Regions from separate parts of the Homo sapiens genome. Here region 2 is linked to region 1. Evidence: read pairs that join two places in POLR2A ChIA-PET (ENCODE). Cell type or tissue: B cell. All regions are shown on one strand.

What was found. ChIA-PET counts read pairs that join two places held together with the same protein. Peaks named below come from ENCODE experiments on the same cell type or tissue, not always from the same donor. Only the 100,000 strongest peaks of a DNase experiment are listed, where the experiment ranks them.
Region 2: POLR2A ChIA-PET joins it to region 1 with 7 read pairs; 5 of 35 experiments call an interaction of 5 or more read pairs at or near these places.

Annotation. Positions count from the first base shown.
Region 1 is chr1:52,611,099-52,615,098 of GRCh38, reverse strand. No RefSeq gene overlaps it. Among named protein-coding and RNA genes, the nearest start is that of GPX7, 11 kb to the right of the region's middle. In B cell, no CTCF peak of the experiment used is centred here; no DNase peak of the experiment used is centred here; H3K27ac peaks cover 472 bases.
Region 2 is chr1:52,426,530-52,430,529 of GRCh38, reverse strand. All of the region lies in intron 28 of TUT4 (terminal uridylyl transferase 4), which reads left to right. Among named protein-coding and RNA genes, the nearest start is that of PRPF38A, 24 kb to the right of the region's middle. In B cell, no CTCF peak of the experiment used is centred here; no DNase peak of the experiment used is centred here.

The DNA of each region.
Region 1 (4,000 bases):
GAGGCTGAGGCATGAGAATCACTTGAACTGGGGAGGCAGAGGTTGCAATGAGCCAAGACTGCACCACTGCACTCTAGCCTGGGCGACAGATCGAGACTCTGTCTCAAAAAAAAAAAAAAAAAAAAATGGACTATCTGCAATGTAATCACTCCAGGGGTGTCCAGGAATCCGTGAAAGCAGGTGGTTAGTAGGGACTCCAGTCTTGGCAATCTTCTCAGCTACCCCTTGGCTGGCTCAGCTAGAGAGCTGGGGAATTTCAGGGCTGCTTGCTTTTCACAGGTGTCTCCGTGGTGACCTGTCCTCCAGGCAGCCCCCAAAGCAGAACAGCCTACTCCTTTTTTTTTTTTTTTTTGAGATGGAGCCTCACTCTTGCCCAGGCTGGAGTGCAGTGGTGAAATCTGGGCTCACTGCAACCTCCGCCTCCCAGGTTAAAGCGATTTTCCTGCCTCAGCCTCCCCAGTAGCTGGGACTACAGGCACAAGCCACTGCCCCCGGTTAATATTTGTATTTTTAGTAGAGACAGGGTTTTGCCATGTTGGTCAGGCTGGTCTCGAACTCCTGAACTCAGGTAATCCACCCTCCTCAGCCTTCCAAAGTGTTGGAATTACAGGCGTGAGCCACTGCATTCAGCTGCAGCCTTCTTCTACCAGTGGTTCAATGACTGCCTCTGCCCCAGGGTTTATTTCTGGCCGTCAGATTTGGGACTCTAAGGAAGATCTTCTTATACCAATAGAAGACAGACGCTTCATGCTAGGCCAGGTCACATCATTTCTCACTTAGATTCCACAAGGCCCTGCATGATCTGGCATCTGCCTACTTCTCTGGTCCTTCTCCTTATCATGTGGCTCCAGGCAGCACTAGCTCTATCATATCAGCCTTTTCCTTCCTTTAGGCTTTTGCCCAAGCCACTCTATCTGCTTAGGACTTCCTTACCATTTTTTCCCTAACTCTTATTAAAATTTCAGCTTTCAGCTTTAATGTCATTCCTCAAGGAAGTCTCTGAATCCCACAATAGGTCAAGTGCCACTTTTATACACACTCACAGCTCCCTGTACTTATCATAATCCCTGTGCTTATCATAATTGTAATCACATAATAATCAGAATAACTATTTGTTTAATGTTTATCTTTTCCACTGTTCTCTAAGAGCCATAGCAGCTGGGAACATGCCCATTTTGTTTGCTGATGTACAGTTAGAACTTAGGGAGAACTTGACAGATATGCAGTGCTCAAGAAACATTTGTTGATGAATGAAAGTCCCTGCCAATCACAACATTCCAGGAAGTCCCCTACAGCCTGGCTCAGAGAAACAAATAAGCAATTAGGATGGGACCTCCTTTTCTCTCAGGACCTGGGGCCAGTTGATGTTGAAAGAGAATCGTTTGGGGGTAAGAGGAGAGCTCAGTAAAAGACAAAGGCCTGTATTTTTCCATATTCAGAAATGACCTCTTCCCCAAACTCCTAACTGATGGTTTCTGACTTGCTAATCTACTCTAAACTCAGCAGAGAGCTAAGGGATCAGGTAACTAAAATATTGATTAAGGCTGGGCGTGGTGGCTCACACCTGTAATCCTAGCACTTTAGGAGGCCAAGGAGAGCAGATCACTTGAGCCCAGGAGTTCAAGACCAGCTTAGGCAACATGGCAAAAACCCATCTCTACAAAAAATACAAAAATTAGCCAGACATGGTGGTGAGCATCTGTGGTCCCAGCTACTCAGGAGGCTGAGGTGGGAGGATTGCCTGAGCCTAGGAGGTTGAGGCTGCAGTGAACTGTGATTGCACCACTGCACTCCAGCCTGGGTGAGAGAGTAAGACCTTGTTAAAAAAAAAAAAAAAAAAAAAGAAAATTTGATTAATAACTAAGACATAGCAAATACTTTTAAACTACTAAATCCTAAGATATAACTGAATAAATAAAGTATTTGGCTTGTAAATAAGGTGTTAGAAGATAACTAAGGTGGTGTTAGTAGATAATCAAATATTAACTACTCAAGTGTTATTTGATAACCAAGGGATTAATTTAAAACCAAGATCTTAGCAGATACTGGTTAACCAATGACTAAGGTGACTGTTGATAAGGATTTAAAGTAACTTTTTCCTAGGGGACTCTTGCATGTATTAGAGGGGGGTTGGGAACAGCAGAAGCTGATAAAGTCCACAGAAACACAGGGCTAATTGGGAGCGTAAGGTCCTCAGACGGACTCTAAATTTCTGAGGAAATGGGCTTGCTCATCTTTGGTTTCCAGATAGGGCTTAGGCAGGAGCAGGCATGGAGTTGGTACTCCAAAGGCTTATGACATAATTTAATTTCATCTATTAAGGGCCTAGCACTGTGCTCAGGAGAGGGAAGGGAGGGCAGTTTCTTAAGTGATGGGAATAGAGTGTGATAAGTAAGTGGTGTGTGAAAGAGAAAGCTCCAGGGGCTGCCAAGGCAGAATGGAAGGGAGAGCAGATGTGTTGGGGAAAGATGAGGGTGAATTTAGTTCTGGCCATGTTGAATTGAGGTATCTGTAGAGATGCCCAGGAGGCAGGTGGATGGGAGTCCTGCATGGATATAGAGATTTGGGTGTCAGCAGGGTGTAGATGGTGGTCAAAACCATGGGAAAAAATGAGCTGGCTACAGAACGGTATATGGGGTGAGAAACTAGATCAGACTAGAACCCCATGGAAGACCAACAGGGAAGGGGTGGATAGAGAAGGGAGAGACATTGACACTGAGAACGAAGGAACACTTAGAGAGATGGGGGAAACTAAGAGAAGACAGAGGAACGCCAAGGACCGAGCAAGTGCCAGGGAGAAGAGCAGAGTCTGCAGTGTCACATGCAGCTGAGAGGTCAAGGAAGACAAGGTGAGAGATATTCATTGGCTTTAACGATAAGGCACTAAGTGATGGCCTTGGTGGGCACAGTGAGGGGAGGCATACATACGGGTGGTGGAGACAGTGGGTATGGAGGGAGGAAGGTAGCTGCAGGAGACTGTGGTTCCCAGATGTCCAGTGTGAACATGTGTGCAAGCTGGGCTTCACTGTGTGTGTGTGCATGCACACAAGTACATGCAGAGCTGCAGCTAAGAGGAGGGTGTGTAAGGGCAGCTGAGAGGCCACCATAGGAGGGGCTGTGGTCACCCCATGGACAGCCTTCACTTTACTTTTGTTAGCTTTTGAGAAGCACCATGAAGGGAGACTGTGAAAATCCTAAGCACGGTTTAACCCTTTCATTGTCCAGTGAGAAAACGGAGGACAGGAGAGAGGGAAGAATTTGCTGTGAGTCAGGGGCACAACAGGAACTTGAATCTGAGTCTCCAGACTTCTAGAAGAGTGACCTTAGATAAAGTACACCTGAAATTCTTATTGGCCAATGAATTATCTACCAGTGACTCTGCCCATCACCCCATTTTTTTTATAGTATTTTGGTCTGTTGCTCAGGTTGGAGTGCAGTGGCGTGATCATAGCTCACTGCAGCCTCAAACTCCCAGGCTCCAGTGACTCTCCTCACTCAGCCTCCTGAGTAGCTGGGACTATAGGTGTGCACCATCACACCTGGCTAATTTTTTGATTTTTTGTAGAGATGAAGTCTCACTGTGTTTCCCAGGCTGCACCCCAATTTTTAGCCACCTTTCCACATTTATATAAAGGTGAAATATGGATTTGACATACAAAATTCAAACATTACAGAAACTTAATGAAAATGACTCCTGTTATCCTACCTCAGCCCCTCGCAGACAACCACCATTAAGAGTTTGGTCTATATTTTTCCCTCTCTCTTTCCCTCCCACTTAACATTGTAAATTTTTTAAAAATTTGGGACAGGGTCCACTCCCATTGCCCAGGCTGGAGTACAGTGGCGCAAACACGGCTCACTGCAGCCTCAACCTCCTGGGCTCAAACAATCCTCCTGCCTCAGCCTCCTGAGTAGCTGGGACTACAGGTGTGAGTGACCACGCCTGGCTAATTTTTAAATTTTTTTGCAGAGACACGGTCTTGCCATGTTGCCCAGACTG
Region 2 (4,000 bases), 180 kb after region 1:
AGGTGGATCACCTGAAGTCAGGAGTTCGAGACCAGCCTGGCCAACATGGTGAAACCCCATCTCTACTAAAAATACAAAAATTAGCTGGGTGTGGTGGTGCACGCCTGTAATCCCAACTATGTGGGAGGCTGAGGCAGGAGGCTCGCTTGAACCCAGGAGGTGGAGGTTGCAGTGAGCCGAGATTGCGCCATTGCACTCCAGCCAGGGCGACAGAGCAGAACTGTCTCAAACAAAAAAAAGATCAAGGAAACCAAAAAAATTAATGATGGTAGGTCCAAGAGTTAAACGAATTTCTTTGTTCAAAACCGTGCTGCTGCATGCCCTAGACACTATTTTTTCTCAGGAACAATTCTTTAAAAAAGAAAAATAGTTTTTTTTCTGATATCTAAGTAATAAATGTTCATTATAGAGTATTTGAGAAATAAATCATCTATCATCTCAATTCCTAGACATAAATACTAAGGAATATTTTGGTGTATTACTATTCAGTCATTAAAAAAAAACTGCATATTTAAGAAAATAGTTGATACATGCTATAAATCTAGTTTTACATCCAGCTTTAAAATACATAGACACACACACACACACATATATACACACATACATATAAATATTTATACACACTTAAACATACACAGGCCGGCACTGTGGCTTACACCTGTAATCCCAGAACTTTGGAAGGCTGAGGTGGGCAGATCAGTTGAGGCCAGGAGTTTAAGACCAGGCTGGCCAGCATGGCAAAACTCTTGTCTCTATTAAAAATACAAAAATTAGCCGGGTGTGGTGATGCATGCCTGTAATCCCAGCTACTCAGGAGGCTGAGGCAGGAGAATCGCTTGAACCCAGGGAAAGAGAGGTTGCAGTGAGTTGAGATCATGCCATTGCATTCCAGCCTGGGCAACAGAGTGAGACTCTCTCAAAAAAAAATAAATAAATAAATAAAATTAAAAAAAAGTATATATATATATATATTTAGACAAAGTCTCAAAGTGTTGTCCAGGTTGGAGTGCAGTGGCTATTCACAGGCCAATCTAGCATACTACAACCTTGAACTCCTGGGCTCAAGTGCTCCTCCTGCCTTAGCCTCCTGAGTAGCTGTGGGACTACAGGCACACACCACTGTGCCTGACTTATGCCCAACTTTTTAGTGATAATTATTTTTATCTTAAGAACTATTAGCACTTTGGGAGGCTGAGGCGGGTGGATCACAAGGTCAGGAGATCAAGCACATCCTGGCTAACACGGTGAAACCCCGTCTCTACTTAAAAAATACAAAAAATCAGCTGAGCGTGGTGGTGGGCGCCTGTAGTCCCAGCTACTCGGGAGGCTGAGGCAGGAGGATGGTGTGAACCCGGGAGGCAGAACTTGCAGTGAGCCGAGATCGTGCCACTGCACTCCAGCCTGGGCGACAGAGCGAGACTCCATCTCAAAAAAAAAAAAAAAAAAACCTATTATGGAAATTTTGAAACATACACAAAAGACAGTAAAGTATATAATGAACCCCCCTCCCCATTAACCAACTTTAACAGTTATCAATAATTTGCTATTCTTTTATCGGATTCCTAGCCATTAAAAATATTTTTGACTTGACTGATCAAATCTCAGACATTGCATCAAATTTGCTTTTTAACTTCAGTTGTGTCACTTAAAAAAAACATGAGATCATTGCCATACCTAGTATCATCTAATACCCAGTCCTTGTTCAGTTTTTCCTGTTTATCTAAAAAAGTATATAGTTTTTTGAGACAGTCTCGCTCTGTTGCCAGGCTGGAGTGCAGTGGAACAATCTCGGCTCACTGCAACCTCCGCCTTCTGAGTTCAAGTGATTCTCCTGCCTCCCGAATAGCTGAGACTACAGGTGCGCACCACCATGCCCGGAATTTTTTTTTTTTTTTTTTTTTTTTTAGAGGGAGTCTTGCTTTGTCACCCAGGCTGGAGTGCAGTGGCACGATCTCAGCTCACTGCAACCTCCGCTTCCTGGGTTCAAGCGATTCTCCTGCCTCAGCCTCCCAAGTAGCTGGGATTAGAGGCGCCTGCCACCACGCCTAGCTAAATTTTGTATTTTAGTAGAGACGGGGTTTCACTATGTAGGTCAAGCTGGTCTTGAACTTCTGACCTCAAATTATCCGCCTGCCTCGGCCTCCCAAAGTACAGGGATTACAGGTGTGAGCCACCGCGCCTGGCCCTAATTTTTGTATTTTTAGTAGAGATGGGGTTTCATTCACCATGTTGGCCAGGATGGTCTCGATCTCTTGACCTCATGATCCGCCTGCCTTGGCCTCCCAAAGTGCTGGATTTACAGGCGTGAGCCACTGTGCCCAGCCTAAAAAAGTATTCCTATTATCGATTTATTTGAATCAAAATTAAAACTGTGTGTTTGGTTTTTATATCTCTTTGATTTTTATCTCTCTTAACTGTCCTTTATAACAGTTGCTGCTTCTGTTTTTTTTCCGATATTAACTATAAGGCACTGTAGAATTTCCCATATTCTGGAGTTGGCTGATTATGTCTTTGTGGCATCATTTAATGTGTACCTCTGTCCCTGTATTTCCTGTAAACTGGGATTTAGATTCAGAGACTGGATTAGATTCAGGCTCTTTCTGTTGGTAAGAATGCTGCTTGGTGGGTCCGTGTATTTCCAGTTTCCTCACTTCAGAAGGAACTTACTGTCTGGTTGTAACTATTTTAGTGACTTAAGATTGATCTGTGAGTTAGGTTTTATCAGCCTGTTTTACCCATTATCAAATTCATCATTTTTACTTAATAGCCTTAGCTGCCATTGATAATTGTTGCCAGTATCCATTATTTTGCTGTCTCCAGCTTCTTTTGGAACAATGCAAGTAAGGTATTTTGCTGAGCAAAAATGCCAGAATATGGTAACTTAATTAGATTTCTAAGATCAGAGGATATATGGCATACATGGTCCTTCTCATATATCATTCAACATGTTTATTGTGTATATGCCATGACATGCACTGTGATAGTCACTGAGTTATAGAACCATGAAGACAGACCCAGTGTTTTGCCCTTTGATGTATCAGCTCCATTTTTATAATTTGAAGTCTTCCATCCCCCTGCAACTTGTTGTTCTCAGTGTTTTAGTCATAGTGAACTAATTAATGTCCCACAAACATACTGTACTATCTCTTACCCCTGGTTGCTTATCTAAGTTGTTCCTTCTGCTTGGAATGTCCTCTCCGTTACCTCTGCTGCTCACTCTCACCTTCTTCTGTGCTGCCTCAAAGCTTGGCTAACTCACTCATCCTCCATTTTTAAATTTAGATCACTTTCTTCAGGAAATCCTCATTTTCTTAGTATTCATATCATAACATTTGTCTTACTGTGCTGAAATTGTCTGTTTACTCATCTGCATAACCCATTAGACTGAACTTCTAGAAGCAAAAAATTGTTTTTTGTCTGTCATTTTCTGTCTAGTAGTGAGTTTAGTTTTCTCTTTAGTAGCCTGCCATGTTCCTGTTATATAGTATTATTATCTAATAAGCTATACTTAATATTATTCATTGTATAGATACTCAATTCATAATTGTTATTAAAGCTACAGTTACACTGTGTTGAAAATGGAAGGACTGAATGGAAATATATTAAAATAATAATCATAGTTGTATCGGAGGAGATTATTATGAGTTTTTTTCCCCCATTTTTCAAATTATCTTTAATGAGATTGTATTACTCATTTTCTGGAAATTTTGGGTTATGAAAAACAGGCAAAGGGGATTGGAATATATCTTTTAAAAATACCCTTTTATGTTAAAACATCATTTCTCATTTGGTTATGACCTAATTCTGGATATACCAGTTTCACTTATTTTTGTAAACCCTGAGCCCTTCAGATTCAGCCCTTAGTTGTAACTTGGCTTTTATGAATTCACAGTGAACTAGCTGGTTTGCTTACTTTCTGAGAAGATTCAGCTTCTAAGAATGCAGTTCACACGGGCTTTAGTTTTTTTTGCTGCCTACTCTTTCCTATCCCGTACTTAAT